Regions from separate parts of the Homo sapiens genome. Here regions 1, 2, 3 and 5 are each linked to region 4. A link is a contact called in ENCODE Hi-C or POLR2A ChIA-PET data. All regions are on one chromosome and are shown on one strand. The core of a region is the stretch at or near the end of the contact, and the rest is flanking DNA. Distances in the headings are between cores, read along the strand shown. Region 1 overlaps EXOC4 (exocyst complex component 4). Region 2 has its middle 39 kb from the start of SLC35B4. Region 3 overlaps EXOC4 (exocyst complex component 4). Region 4 overlaps EXOC4 (exocyst complex component 4). Region 5 holds the start of SLC35B4 (solute carrier family 35 member B4).

Region 1 (2,700 bases), core at 149-2,648, 420 kb before region 4:
TGTCTCTTTGTTTTTGTAATTAAAGCTTTATCCTTCCTCTTTTTTGTCTTCAATGGCTATCTTTGTTCTGATAGAGACCGATTGCTTTATTGTAAGTAAACTCCTAACTATTGTGTGATATTCTCTTTAAAAAGAAGACTGGTGATGCCTAATTTATTTAGCACCATCTAGGAATCTGATTTTCAGTGTGGCTTAATTTTCCAGAAAATAGTCTCTCCCCTTTTAGCATTAAAGATTGTATTTTAACATCTTTAATGGAAATTTTATAAAATACATTTCTCAGATTTGGTCCTTTTGTCACAATATACTGAGCACATTCAGACTTTTTCTGGTGACTGAAGGACTGTCATTTTGAACCTGGTTAATCGATGCTTTGGTTGCACTTTTGCACACTACCCTTTATTGAATGTATTGTGATACGTCAGAGGTCATCTTGTCACATGTGAAGGCACGGACAACGTTCCATCGTGCTGAACCAGTCCCAGACTTCCATTAAAAAAAAAATCATACTTGTTCACTCTTCATACCCTCTGTCTTTTTTTTCCTTGCTTTTTGGGGGTAGGTTATCATGTCTAGCTATTGATCGTGTCTGTTTCAGACAAGCTCCTCTTGCTAAGTTGCTCAACTATTGTGGTATAAGCTGCAAAGGCAGAGAACCAAGGTGGTTAGAATTGTGTGTAGAATAAGCGACCAGAAAGCACTCTGTGGCATCATGCACATGAATTCTCAGCTATGGATTGTATAACATAAGGACATTTTGCCCCTGGAAATGTCCCTTTTTTCTTAATTCTCTCTTCCTTAGTTTCTGCTATTCTTAGTGGTCCAGGCTGCCAGGTAAATTAGGTATTCTTCTGTTAACAATGGCAGTCAAATGATACCTAAAACACCTTTATTGTAGAATTCTCTATCCTAGTCCCATCCATCTGTATTTGTGTTACTTAAGTTTTAGCTATTCCATGAAGATCCATTTCTGGGAAAAATGCTCCGTTATCTAGTGATCTGTTAATTTCTAGAAGTATCTAGGTTGAGGGTAAAGTTTTTGCCGTTTATTTTGCCACCTAGATTGTGCTGAATGGATAAGTGAATGAATATGTTTCTTTTGATACTGAAGCAAGTGGGTTTTTTCTTTTATTTTTTGTGATTAAATATTTGGTTAGTTTCTTTTTTCCTCTTAATTTGTTCTTACTTGTCCTTTATTCCTTAGAGCCACATAAGGAAGGGCAGGGGGAAAGAATTTGAATTATCTCAGTGTTTTTTTTTTTTTGTTTTTTTAAAGGAGATAGAATTTGCTCTTGCTATTCATTTCAAGAAATTGGTGATCTTGCATCAGCCGGCTTGTTTTTGAAAGATGTTTTTCTTGGCATCCATGCAAACTAACGATATGAACTGTATCAAACCCAGAGTGGCGTGGGCCTTCCTTGTACTGCCTTCTGACTTCTTCAGCTGCTATGTCTGTACTTGCCCTCCTATGTGCCCTGAGCTCTGCCCTCTGACTGAGAAGATCTAGAATTTGACTGTCCTCTTTAGGCCAGAGCTATCATTACTCATATAAATGATATTCTTTTTGAGATAGCTTTCTCCTTTCCTCTTCATTTGGCATCAAAACTAATAAATGATGAAACTAACTTCCTTTCCAGTAATTAGAACCTTTCTCTTTTTCTCTTTTTTGTCTCTCTTTTCCTGAGTGAAGGCAGTGTGGTGTTAAAAAAAAAAAAAACCCTAATATTATCCATATCTTATGGGATACTCTACTGGCATAATACTTCTTTACTAAAGCCTAGAACCATAGACTTCAGTTTTGGGGACCTGATCAAAGAAATAAGACAGACCTATGAAATAATCAGCCTCTTTAAGTATCATCACATACCCTTCGTGTGTACGAGCCAGTGGCTTTCAATTTGATTTAATCAGTGTATGGTTATTAATGTGCACTATATGGAATGCACTGTGTTCTATGCAAAAAAACTCCAAAAATGAAATCTTCATACCCTCCCCCTTTATTTTAGCTTGTAGGAAATGCATTTCTTCTGTTTTGCTTGTGTGGATAATTACTTTAGAGTAACTTATGATCTTTTCCCATGAGCTTAGTGTCAATTTCCTGGAGGCATATAATTTTATATAAATTTACCTGTTTGCCCTGTCTATAAATTGAGGATGAACTGATAAAAAAAAAATACATCTGAGTGACTATGGATGGGTTTGTGTGGGAGTGTGTGAGGATGGGAGAAACTTCCATGATTCATTAAGATATATTATGGTCATAGTAAAGGCTCATTTTAAAATTTTTTGATTTCTTTTTAAATTTTGCGTGTTATCCAAACATGTTAGAGGATTTCATTTTAAAGAAAGTACTGAAAATATTTGCCCAAATTAATATTTGTGTTCTACTTTTTTTCTCTTATAGTTTCTCAAATTTACTATATTTGTGTTACTAGAGTTTTTAGATTTTTATTCTGATTATGGCTTATGATTATCCACCAGATGTTTAAGTATTTTACCTTTTGCTATTATTTATGAGAGAAAAAAATGGACTGTAAGCTCCCTGTGGTACAATTTTCTGTTCAGAAGAAATGGAAAAGTTTGGTGGCATTCATTTTCTAGCTCATGGTCTTTTCCCATTTTCGATTATCTGGTGATCACTTACTATTTGCTCTAAACTTCAGACTAATGCTGGACAATGAAGAAGAATGCCTGTGACCT
Region 2 (2,700 bases), core at 134-2,633, 500 kb after region 4:
CTATCCAAATGCGCTTCCGTGTGCGCCTCAAGTCTGTATTCTCTTTACCTCTCAGCAGTGAAAACTTCATGCCCCCTAGAATGCTGTCAAGGGGAGGTGCTGCTGGCAGGGAGTGCAACTGCCCAGGCTGGCTTCTCTGGAAGCAGTGGCTGAGATAAGAGTCTGGGCTTCAAATGTGTATTAGGAATTAACCTCCGTAAAAAGAAGGAGGGGTACTGGGCAGAGGAAGGAGCTGAACCTAGATGATGCTGGCCTCAGAAAACCCAGGCCACTCGGGAGAGCCATGGAGCTAGGGCTGCACCATGATAGCTGGCCTTGTATCCTGGCCCTGCTCAGCCACCAGGCACAGCTGCCCTGGGAAATTGTGACCTCCAGCGAGGGAGCAGCTCTCTACAGCTGAGGCTGACCTTGAAGTTGCGGACAGCTAGAGGCTGTCTGCTGACCACACTTCCCAGGGCTGGGCTACAAGTCCTTCCTTGACCTTGTGGCACATCTTTGTGTCGATCACAGGAATGACCACGGGGGGCCTCAGAGGTCTCTGCTCCCTGAGCTGCTGCCTCTTGCAGTGTACAGGTAGATGATATTCAAGGTTTATGTGCTCGATGCTATAGCTGCTCTATGGTTTCTCTGGATGCACCCTGAAGCTACTTGTTCCAGGGTATGCTAGGACCAGGACAGCCCCACATACATGGGAATACTTTTCCGGAATTGCCATGTTAAATTCAAATGATTTCCTTTCTTTCATCAATATGAATCTCTGCTGATCACCTTCAAACTCCCTCCCGCATGCTTAAATGGAGGCTGTTCATTCAAGGACAATACATCAGTAAGATTTTGTTTATATCCAAACTCTAACATCACAAGAAACATTCTCAGGGTGCCCACCCCATGGGGGGATTGTATAATCAACTCACATTCATTAATGTAGTATGTGCTGACTTAAAACCCAACGGGAATTTAATGTAACTTATATTATGCACCTGTTGTGTATTGGGTAAGGTACAGTGTTCAGTTCCCTGGAATGTAGAATGCATGTAATTACCCTCTTCCAAGTTAACAAACAACCCCAGGTAAAGTTAAATAATCAACAGAGTGAACCAAGGATTATGCATTAAAATAATTTTGGTGTTTTGCTGATCATATGCCCAGTGGGGTTTGGAAGGTTGCACAATGGCATATTGCTAAACATTCCAATGCCACATTACCACAAAAACACAAAACACAAAAACGTCACAAGGTCCAGAAAGACTCCTCGTGTGGACTTTGCTTCTTTATTTGCCAGGAAGCAGTTTGGCCCGAGCAGTTCTTTTTTGACTGTAGGAAGTTGAGGGCAAAGTAAATCTGGCAGACAATGAGCCCTGGGCCAAGCTGCACTCTTAGGATAAGACAGGCTGTGAAGAGGGCCCTGTGGCCAACTTCCCGATGAAGCTGTTGGCACAGAAGAGAAGGGGAGCAGGAATCCTGGCTGGCAGCTTTTACGGGAGTGACTGAGCAGCTTTTTTTTTTTTTTTTTAGATGGAGTCTTACTATGTCCCCCAGGCTGGAGTGCAGTGGCACAATCTCACCTCACTGCAACCTCCGCCTCCCGGGTTCAAGTGATTCTCCTGCCTCAGCCTCCCAGGTAGCTGGTATTACAGGTGTGCACCACCACGCTGTGCTAATTTTTGTATGTTTTATAGAGATGGGGTTTCGCCATGTTGGCCAGACTGGTCTAGAGCTCCTGGCCTCAAGTGATCCACCCGCCTCAGTCTCCCAAAGTGCTGGGATTACAGGTGTGAGTCACCACGCCCAGCCCTGGGCAGCTAGCTATCTTGATAACATCTGCCATCTAAGAGGACATTCATTTTGCCAATTTTATTGTCACCAACAACGTAATATTTACCCTTGGAAGTGATAAGACTAGGTGGATCTACTCTCTTCCTACATTAAACGGGAAGTTGATATAATCACTGAAGCTGCTATAAGCTTCTTTGAATAGCAGAGCGTAGACCTGGTGAGACAGACCAATGCCTTCAGATCTGAGCTTAACAGAGCCTGCCTATGATGACTAGTGACAGGTGCTTGCACACTATTTTCCACAGGCCCATCTGGACTGCACACACTCAACGGATGCCAATTACATAACGATCATACACAGCTGGGAATAGACCCACTTGTACAAAATGGATCCAGTGGTAATGGTGTCTCCCCATTCTCACCTTCATAGCGATGCTTTCAGAAATTCATTAAAGTTTGTTGAGTTTTGATAGTTGAAACTTAAAAAACAACAATGCGTACAACATTTCATTTACAGTTTCAAGGTTTCCCAGAGTTTAAAAGAGTTCTGAATAACTTTAATTGCCAAAGTGTTACAACTCAAAAATAGACCTAGCAAATTTGCTTGGCAGTAAGAATGCTGCTAATTTGACATATGCCCATACATTTTTGAGAGACAAATGTATTTTTAATCCATTTAGGTGCCAGGGGTACTCCAAGCCTGCACATGTTTGAAGTAAGGACAATCCCTATAGGTCAGTGTCCTCATTCATCAGAGGACGGTGGTCTCACCCCAGCTGATTTGACATTTCTTTTTTCCCCGAGACGGAGTTGCGCTCTTGTTGCCCAGGCTGGAGTGCAATGGCACAACCTTGGCTCACTGCAACTTCCGCCTCCCAGGTTCAAGCGATTCTCCTACCTCCCACTTGGTTTGACTCTTCAGGC
Region 3 (2,700 bases), core at 56-2,555, 490 kb before region 4:
TCCTCACAGGCAGGGGCATTATTATTAATCCCAGATTTACCCAGAGAAATGTGAAAGCTGAAATAATTTGACAGTTCACAAAGCTTGTTCGTGGTGCAATTAAGATTAGAAGTAGTCTTTTTCCACCATGTAAGTTTGCTTTCTGGCTTATATAAACATGATGTTTCCAACCCATGTCATGGGCCTGATTTTGTTTGTCCTCAGAAGGACGATATCTGTACTAAATATCCATTTTCCTGCCCATACCTCACACTGTGGTCAGTGGCAGGCCTCAGAGATAGCTGGACATGTTGAGAAGCGTGAAAAGCAGCCACAGAGTGCCTGGATTTTAATTAGGTCACTTGAGAATCAAATTTTATTATCTAAACAATTCCTCTAGGGGCATTCTTGTACTAGGAACAATATAGTACTAAGAACAACAAAGCACTTGTACTAAGAACAACAAAGCACTAAGAATATGCACCTAAAATCTTAACTTTTGTTATCCCTGGGAAGTGGATTTATGGATCATTTTTCTAATATTCCACTATGATGAAATGTTATTTTTGGAATGGGGGAAAGGATTTCAAAAGAATGATACTGATACTTTAATTCAAAGAAATAGGGCCTGGGTTTATTTTCTAATTTTAGCCACAAATTTGGCATACATCAGGATTAGACGTTTGAGGTCATCTCTCCAGAACTCAGAAACCTGACTTGACAAGGAGGGAGTAACACAGGAAGGAAGTGACTAGCACCAGGCCCCACTTCAGTATTCTTGTTATTTTTACTGTGTTTCATTCTATATTACTACTAATTTTTTCTTGCTCTTTTCATAGAGCAGATGGAGAATTAGTCAGCACTCTTTAAATAGTAACCCCTTTTTACATGAAGACTTATTAATAAGTGGTAAAACGTATTTCTATCCCTTAGAAGTAGGTATTAGATAACCTTGAAGATTAAATGGGCTCCATGTCCTATTTGAAATGAAAAATAGTAGCTCAGCCAGGCTTATTAAGGAAATGTGTATGAGAGATATGGGCAGGTAAAACAAAGACCATTTTTATCTAATTATACGTTTCTTTTTATAAAATTATAAAGTTTTTATATAAAGTCTACGCTCTGAGTTCACTACTTTCTTACCTTTTAGAGCATAATCGTAGGGAAATAAACATTCTATGGTTATTGCTTTTGTCAGTGGGGAAAAGCATAACCCTGATATTAAAGTCTCAGCAGACAAGTAATAGAACAGAACTAATTCTTCTATCTTGTGTGTGTCTTTGCTTCGTGACCAAGTAAGGCAGCTTCTTGGCTGCAAACGTGGGTTTTCCAGCCAAATGACTAATTCAAGGTTCCCTGGATGTTAAATTTAGATTCAGATAGTCTTATCTCACCTTAAATATTGAGCATTTTTCACAGCTTGATGATGTAGCTTTACACTGTTGATGCTTCTTGCCTTCTGCAACTGTGACTGTTCCTTAATATGTGCCTCTTCTTAGCCTTCTGCCTTTTTTCATGGTAGCACTTGAAGATGAGATACCTAGGGATCACTTGGGGCTGGAAGTTAATAGATGATCTGGGAGAATAAGTAACATTTTACTTCTCTAGGAAGTCTGGTTTTAAAACCTGCTGGGTAATTAGAAGTGTGTTTAAAGAATAAACACTTTCTTCATCCTGTTACTTTTCTGTTTTTTAAATATAAAATAGATTTTATTGCCATATTATTAAAGTTGGCTCTTAAAGTTTGTATCTTTCAGTTCGTAACTGTACTTCATGTTCTCATGTTTAGCTTGGTAAGGTTACCTTTTTGAGAGCATGGTTTTGTGTGAAATATTTTTTATTGTGGGCTTCTAAAATCAGGAGGTTATAATCTATAACACTTACTTTCTTACCACCTCTTATCTGTAATCAGGCCTCTCTCCCATTTTGCTGGAGCCCACTTTTTCATTCCTTTATCAACAAATATTTATTGCCTATCATATGCTATTTTGCCAATCAGTGTCATGCCAAATATTGGAATACAGTAATAAATCAGAAACTCATACCCACAGTGAGCTTACAGTAGAGGGGAAGAGGAAAGGACTGGAGGGAAGGAGAGACTAGTTTGAAGACAGTTTTAATAATCCTGGCAAAAGGCAACATGGCCGGCATGAGCAAGGTAACCGTGGCAATGGAGTGAAGGAGGCCTATTTGAGAGAGAGTAAAGAGGTAGCAGTAAAGAGACTTGGTGATGGCTTGGGTATGAGGGAGGAGGGGAGGTAAGGATTTTTTGCTGGGGCAAGCATTACCATTTACTGATGTAGAGAACATGAAGAAGTAGATTTGGGGAAGAATATGATGAGTTCCATTTAAGTCATATTAAGTTAGCGGTCTACAGCTCAGGGGAGTAATCTGGCTAAGGGATATGTGTGTGAGTTGATAGCAGGTAGATAATTGAAGATTAGGGGCAAATGAGCTCAGCTAGAGAGAGTATGAGGGGGTTGAGAAGAGTTTACCGCATTTAAGGAACAGGCTGAGGATGAGGTTCCTGAGAAGGAATAACTGGAGAGGTGGCAGGAAAGCAGAAGAGTGGAGGGTTGTGGAGCCAGTGGAAGACAGTGTTTCAAGGAGGCACAAGTGGGCAGTAGAAACAAGTGCCGCGGCTATTTGATTAGAGGCCAAAGTGGGTTTCTTGGATGGAGCAAAATAATTATTTGGGACTTTTAGCAACAGCTGTTTTAG
Region 4 (2,700 bases), core at 89-2,588:
GGTGGCCATTGGAAGATTTTAAGCAGGAGAGTGTCACAAACTTCAACAGTTCATTCCAGTTGATTTGATCTTCCCACGAGTCATCATACTACATTATACTGCTGTTAGTCCAGCCCAGGATTTTTGGTTGTCGCCATTGTTTTTCTAAGAACCTAGTCAAACTTCTCATACAAACTTATTTTTGGCAAATTAAAATACCCAGATCTTTTAAAATTTTCTTATAATCTTGACAAAACCAGTAATTTGGAATCTCAGTGAAAAACATTTGTTGCTCTTAAATTTTATAATTTTGTTCTCAAGCCTTATTAGAATAATGTTGAATCCTGACTTTGTCGTTAGTAATACTAAAGCAGTCTCAGCTTTTGGGTTTTAAGTTTAATAAATAAATTTTTTATTCAAAGTTGGCAATAAAGTCATTGTATAGAGCATTTTTTTTTTTTTTTGAGACGGAGTCTTGCTCTGTCACCCAGGCTGGAATGCAGTGGTGCAATCTCTGCTCACCTCAACCTCTGCCTCCCGGGTTCAAGCCATTCTCCTGCCTCAGCCTCCCGAGTAGCTGGGATTACATATATAGGTCATTTCTAAGGACTATAGTCTGTTACAAGTATCCCTTTAGTTGAAAGAATCCATTAAGCGACCTTTTCTCAGGATAGCTTTTCAACCACCTGCTAATATTTGACTACATGAATTTTCATTTCCTCATATTTTTACTGCAAGGATAGCCCATGAGATAATTCAACACATATAGGTCTCTTAGTCTGCTAATCCTGTAGGAAAAGAAAAGAAAATTAGCATAATATCTAGGTGAATGTATAATGGCTCTTAGTTAACATTTCTTTGTCTAAATATTCATAACCCAAGGGATGATTGAAGTTTAATCAATAGTTTCTAAAATCCTTTCCCCCGCTTTTAAAAAAATAAGCATAGCATTTTCCTGACTCCTGTCCTTGGGGTGGAGATTGGGGAACAAGTAAAAGCTTATAGAGTCTTGTTTGATAAAAAACATTTTTTTCTAAGGGAAAGGAATAGCAACATTTGCTGCCACTTAAAATCCATCCTTAAAATTCACACAAAGCACATTTATTGCTTACTTTCACAATGATCTAGGGACCAAAGAGTAACAAAAAACAAAACAATAAATAAATGCACAATCGGGCATCTCTGCTGTCAAGTATTCCTTGAAGGCCTGGCAGAATCTGACATGGAGTAAGTTACTGGAAGCCGGATTTAGTCAATTACCTGTCTTTTTGCTCCTAATGTTCAGAATCCAGTAAATGGCTGTAGCCTAAGGTAGAGAAGTACCAGTTAAGTGCATTTTGACTGTGGTTTAAGCAATCGAGGTCGTCTCCAGCTTCTTTGGAACAATGCCATTCTTTAGCATGACATGGAGGGTAACTATGTGCTTATTCACTAGATGGAATACCTGCTTCATGTAGTTGGCTGGGCTCTGTTACCATCTGTTTCTTTCTTTGTTTCTTTCTGTTTGTCTGTCCCTCGCCCTCTCTTTCTCTCTCCCTCTCTTTCTGTCTCTCTCTCTCTCTCTCTTTAACACACACACACACACACACACACACACACACACACACACACACACACACACAACTTTTTAGAGTCATGGAGAGAGGGTCTCATTATGTTGCCCAGGCTGGTCTTGAACTTGTAGGCTCAAGCAATCCTCCCACCTCAACTTCTTGAGTAGCTGAGACTACAGGCATGCACCACTGCACCTGGTTTCAATATTCGTATTGTCAGTATCTCATCAGTTTTTGACTATCGCCACCTCTATCTATTTTATAGGGAAAGAAAATCTTTCTTTGCCCTAATATCTAAGTAGCTTAGGCACACCTGAGAACTGGGAAACCATTCCCAACCATTGCCAGTGGGGAGACGTCCTGCTTCAGTGTGATACAGTTAGCCAGTGTTTATTGAGCCCTTCCCCATGCTCATGTTTGTATTCATCTCTGAGGAATGTCTCTATAGTGATCCTATTCTAGAGACATTTCCCCCCTCTTCTGGACAGATTAAACCCGAGAAGAACTTGCTGGTTCCTGTAAGCCGAGCAGCCTGTTTGTGCTGTGCCCTCATTCTAGGTGCATTCTTTGGCTGGCATATTTGTGGGCACAGAGTATTCACGAACAAGGTTTCAGCAGTTTATAGTCCCTAGGGGGCGGGGTGAGTCAAAAACATTGACTGTTTCCATTTGCCCTCTGGAGGCAGTGTTTAACCTCCAAGTGGATGTGGTGCCCAGAGGAAACAACCTCAACCAGGAACTGGCAGGCACCTGCCTCATCAGGGCATCAGTGTGCACAGGGAGAGAGGGAGTGTGTCAAAAGGTCCAGCCCATTTGGCTGTGGGGAGAGGCCTTATAATAACACATCAGTAGCATCACTTTACACATGCCTCTGCAGACACGAGCTGTCCAGCTCCCTGTTCCTCAGGGTGAGGCTGGGGTAGAGCTGGGAATGACGGACTCTGGGGACTGATGGAGGGCCATACCTTCGAGACCAAGGATGGTGTTCTCTTGCACATGCTTGCCACCTCTTATTGGTCCTCCGATTCCTAGGGAATTTTCTTTAGCATTCTTCTCAACTGGGCTCAGTTGTTGAAAGAGCACACACACACACACACACACACACACACACACACACACACATACATTTTAATCCTGTGCTTCACATGCTGTGAAGCTAAAGAAGAGTG
Region 5 (2,700 bases), core at 163-2,662, 460 kb after region 4:
ATACAATTACCTTCAAGCTAAGGTTATGTGTATAAGGTGTATAAGAAACACAAATGAGTTTGTGTTTAGATTTGGGTACCATCCGTAAAATATCTCATTATGTATATGCAAATACTCCCAAATCCAAAAAAAAAACAAAAAACAAAAAACACCAAATAACACCCGTTCCCAAGCATTTCAAATGAAGGATACTCAACTTGTAATGTATAGATTCAGAAACACGAGCTAGAGAACACTATAGGTATTGTTTTACTGCCAGGAAAAGGAGCCCAAGAGAGGCTAAGTGACTTGAAGGGCTACACAGCCAGTGGACGACGGAGCCAAGAGTGAAATTCACAACCCAGCTTTTTAGTCCTGGAGGCTTTTCCACACCACCTGTTGTCTCTTCTGTTATAGCTTCTATCCACTGAACTTTGCACATTCAAAGTGACCTCAAAGAGCCCTCTCAGGTCACTTGGACCAATCTTCTACTTGCTTTTTTTTTTGTCTTTTTGCAAGCCACCTCAAAGAGCACTCTCGGGTCACGTGGACTGATCTTCTACATAAAAATCTGTTCTACCGCATCATTTATGTATGTTTGGGCAAAGTACTCATAACCATTTCCAAGGCCAATAAAGCAAATGCTTTGCAGGATGCCGTAATAAAAATAAAACTTTCTTTGCAGTATGTACAAAGTCAGACTGCTTTACAAGTCAAAAACCTTTGCTCAAGTCCAGCCTGTGCCATTTAACAGGATCGAAAAAAGAGCTAGAGTTGGATGGGAAGGAAGAGAGAGTGGTTTGGTGAAGGAACCTTGGTTCTGACACTAGCTCTCTGCCGACCTTGGACTGGTCATGTGAAAAACTCTTCAGACTTCAATACCCCCCGAGTGTGGAAAAGGGGTGACGACAGCAACACCCTGAGTCTTCCCCTCGCAGGAATGCTTTGAAACTGTTAGGCGGGACTGCCGCCGGTGCGCAGTTTTGGGAAGCAGCGGACTCAGCGGGGTCCCAGGCTGCCCAGACAGGACGGATTGCTGGGGGGCTCAGGCCGTCCTGCCCCGGGCTCCGTGGGCGGCGGGGTGGGGACAGGGCGTGGGCGCGTCCCGGGGGGACCTCTCCTCTGGCTTCCTCCGCCCCGCCCCGGGAGACCGGGTGCGGCCCGAGCGGGTCACTCACCGGGCCAGGAGCTCTAGGAAGATCACGTTACTGCAGCAGCCTGCGAACACCAGGCCCACCGCCAAGGCCGGGCGCATGGCCGGTGCAGGGTTGGGGAAGCAAGCGCACAGAGTAAGCGCCCGCCTGTACCGCTACCCCAGGAAGCCGGCCTCCTGCCTCTTCGCTGCGCAGCACATCGCACCGTCCTGGAAAGCCGCTCTCACTGGGGGCCGCCGCGGTCTCCCCTTCTCCCGCGGCCAACACCGACGCTGCCAAGAAGCTGTAGTTCGCAGTCAGCTTCGGTCCCATTCATCCGAGGGGGCGTCCGAGCCCCGGCCAGACTACATGTCCCAGGATGCCGTGCACCTTTACCTCAGGATGCGACGTTCCCGCTTCCGCCAGGCAGCTCCGCCAGAGAGGACAGGGGGACGAGGTGCCCGGCATGACTCGCGCGATAGGCGGCCGCGGGTCTTGCTGGGAAATGAAGTCCCAAAGCGTCAGTGTTTCTTGCGAGACCGCCCAGAGCGCTGAAAGTAACTCGGCCGCCAGGGTCACAACAAACTTGCTGGCAGCGGCGGCACTAGAACTACAGAGCTGTGACTGCTCGTTGGAGGTGTTCTAGCATCTGAAACAACTCTGCTTCCTGAACTGATATATATATATGTATCTTTGGTGACTCTATTATGCTGCCAGGATTAAGAACCACTGAGAATTCAAGTAAAGCAATGGCTCTCAACCACGTCTGTACATTGGAATCACTTGGAGAGCTTTAAAGATGACTGATAGCCAAGTCCCACCCCCAGCGATTCTGATTTAATTAGGCTGAGGTGCAGCCTTAAAGGTGATCTATTGATATTATCCCTAATCCTAGCTCTTTAAGGTACTCCCTTCCTTTACCTCCGTGGTTCTCAAACTTAGCTGCGCAGTCAAATCACCTGGGGGCTTTGAAAACTGCCAACGTCCAGGCTCTTCTACTGGCAAAAATGCCAATATCAGCAATCAGATCTTTAATGGTGAAAAGAAGGCATACTTCCCTCTTCTTACAGTGGAATTCTCATAGCACTTACAATCTGAGCCATTCGACTTGACTCTTACTTACTCAATGAACAAATGTTTGTTAAGCACATATTACGTACATAAGCTAGTGCGGCACTATTCTTTATTTGTAAAATAGGTATGCACACTTTATCCACCCAGCAAGACTAGTTTTTAAGGGAAACGTGTTTACACTTCCTTTCTGCTTCCCAGTGTCTACTATAAAAGGTTAGCATCACTGCTCAGTATTTTACCACATCAAATATTTCCGTTGTAATTGAATCCAACAGCAATAGCAAAGTACACGGTACAAAGCTAGGTAGGATTTTGGAATGCTATATTGTTTTTGCTATTTCCTGTGAGACACGAACATTCTGAAGTCTTTCTCGAGATCTACAAAATAGTTTGGAATGCTTTTTTCCCAGTCCGTGACTGGGAGATCACATTGGAATCATCTGAAGTACTCGTTATCGAGTGCAGATTATTGGGTCTCGCTTTAGACCTACCAAGTCAAAATCCTTGTGTATGG

What was found. A loop is a pair of places that touch in the nucleus more often than their neighbours do. ChIA-PET counts read pairs that join two places held with the same protein, here RNA polymerase II (POLR2A). Pooled maps may share reads with other maps.
Region 1: a loop to region 4 is called in a map of mammary epithelial cell, with 23 times the contacts of the local background. The contact joins two enhancer-like sites. A Hi-C loop is called at or near these places in 3 of 168 maps with a recorded cell type or tissue (IMR-90, MCF 10A and mammary epithelial cell), 1 of 37 single-sample maps with no recorded cell type and 5 of 50 pooled maps. POLR2A ChIA-PET finds 5 or more read pairs at or near these places in 3 of 52 experiments (BJ, CD4-positive, alpha-beta T cell and MCF 10A).
Region 2: a loop to region 4 is called in a pooled map, with 6 times the contacts of the local background. The contact joins two enhancer-like sites. A Hi-C loop is called at or near these places in 1 of 168 maps with a recorded cell type or tissue (mammary epithelial cell) and 5 of 50 pooled maps. POLR2A ChIA-PET finds 5 or more read pairs at or near these places in 1 of 52 experiments (AG04450).
Region 3: a map of endothelial cell of umbilical vein shows a loop between it and region 4 (4-fold over the local background). The contact joins two enhancer-like sites. A Hi-C loop is called at or near these places in 3 of 168 maps with a recorded cell type or tissue (IMR-90, MCF 10A and endothelial cell of umbilical vein) and 5 of 50 pooled maps. POLR2A ChIA-PET finds 5 or more read pairs at or near these places in 1 of 52 experiments (A673).
Region 5: a loop to region 4 is called in a pooled map, with 2.8 times the contacts of the local background. The contact joins the promoter of SLC35B4 here to the enhancer-like site in region 4. A Hi-C loop is called at or near these places in 3 of 168 maps with a recorded cell type or tissue (HCT116, K562 and OCI-LY7), 11 of 37 single-sample maps with no recorded cell type and 12 of 50 pooled maps. POLR2A ChIA-PET finds 5 or more read pairs at or near these places in 2 of 52 experiments (BJ and activated CD4-positive, alpha-beta T cell).

The regions. Positions count from the first base shown.
Region 1 is chr7:133,434,798-133,437,497 of GRCh38, forward strand. All of the region lies in intron 7 of EXOC4 (exocyst complex component 4), which reads left to right. Among named protein-coding and RNA genes, the nearest start is that of MIR6133, 150 kb to the left of the region's middle. Within about 2 kb of position 1,399, at least 4 of the 41 ENCODE cell types and tissues checked have a DNase peak (open chromatin) inside an H3K27ac peak, as active enhancers do; they include mammary epithelial cell, where a contact is called at or near this core.
Region 2 is chr7:134,354,853-134,357,552 of GRCh38, forward strand. No RefSeq gene overlaps it. Among named protein-coding and RNA genes, the nearest start is that of SLC35B4, 39 kb to the left of the region's middle. Within about 2 kb of position 1,384, at least 5 of the 41 ENCODE cell types and tissues checked have a DNase peak (open chromatin) inside an H3K27ac peak, as active enhancers do.
Region 3 is chr7:133,364,791-133,367,490 of GRCh38, forward strand. The region is part of intron 6 of EXOC4 (exocyst complex component 4); the gene reads left to right. Among named protein-coding and RNA genes, the nearest start is that of MIR6133, 75 kb to the left of the region's middle. Within about 2 kb of position 1,306, at least 4 of the 41 ENCODE cell types and tissues checked have a DNase peak (open chromatin) inside an H3K27ac peak, as active enhancers do.
Region 4 is chr7:133,851,798-133,854,497 of GRCh38, forward strand. All of the region lies in intron 11 of EXOC4 (exocyst complex component 4), which reads left to right. Among named protein-coding and RNA genes, the nearest start is that of LRGUK, 270 kb to the right of the region's middle. Within about 2 kb of position 1,339, at least 3 of the 41 ENCODE cell types and tissues checked have a DNase peak (open chromatin) inside an H3K27ac peak, as active enhancers do; they include mammary epithelial cell, where a contact is called at or near this core.
Region 5 is chr7:134,315,518-134,318,217 of GRCh38, forward strand. It overlaps SLC35B4 (solute carrier family 35 member B4), which reads right to left and starts at 1,413. Exons shown (of 10, transcript NM_032826.5): 1 at 1,158-1,413. The coding sequence starts at 1,234. RefSeq lists a silencer at 954-1,123 and an enhancer at 1,204-1,933.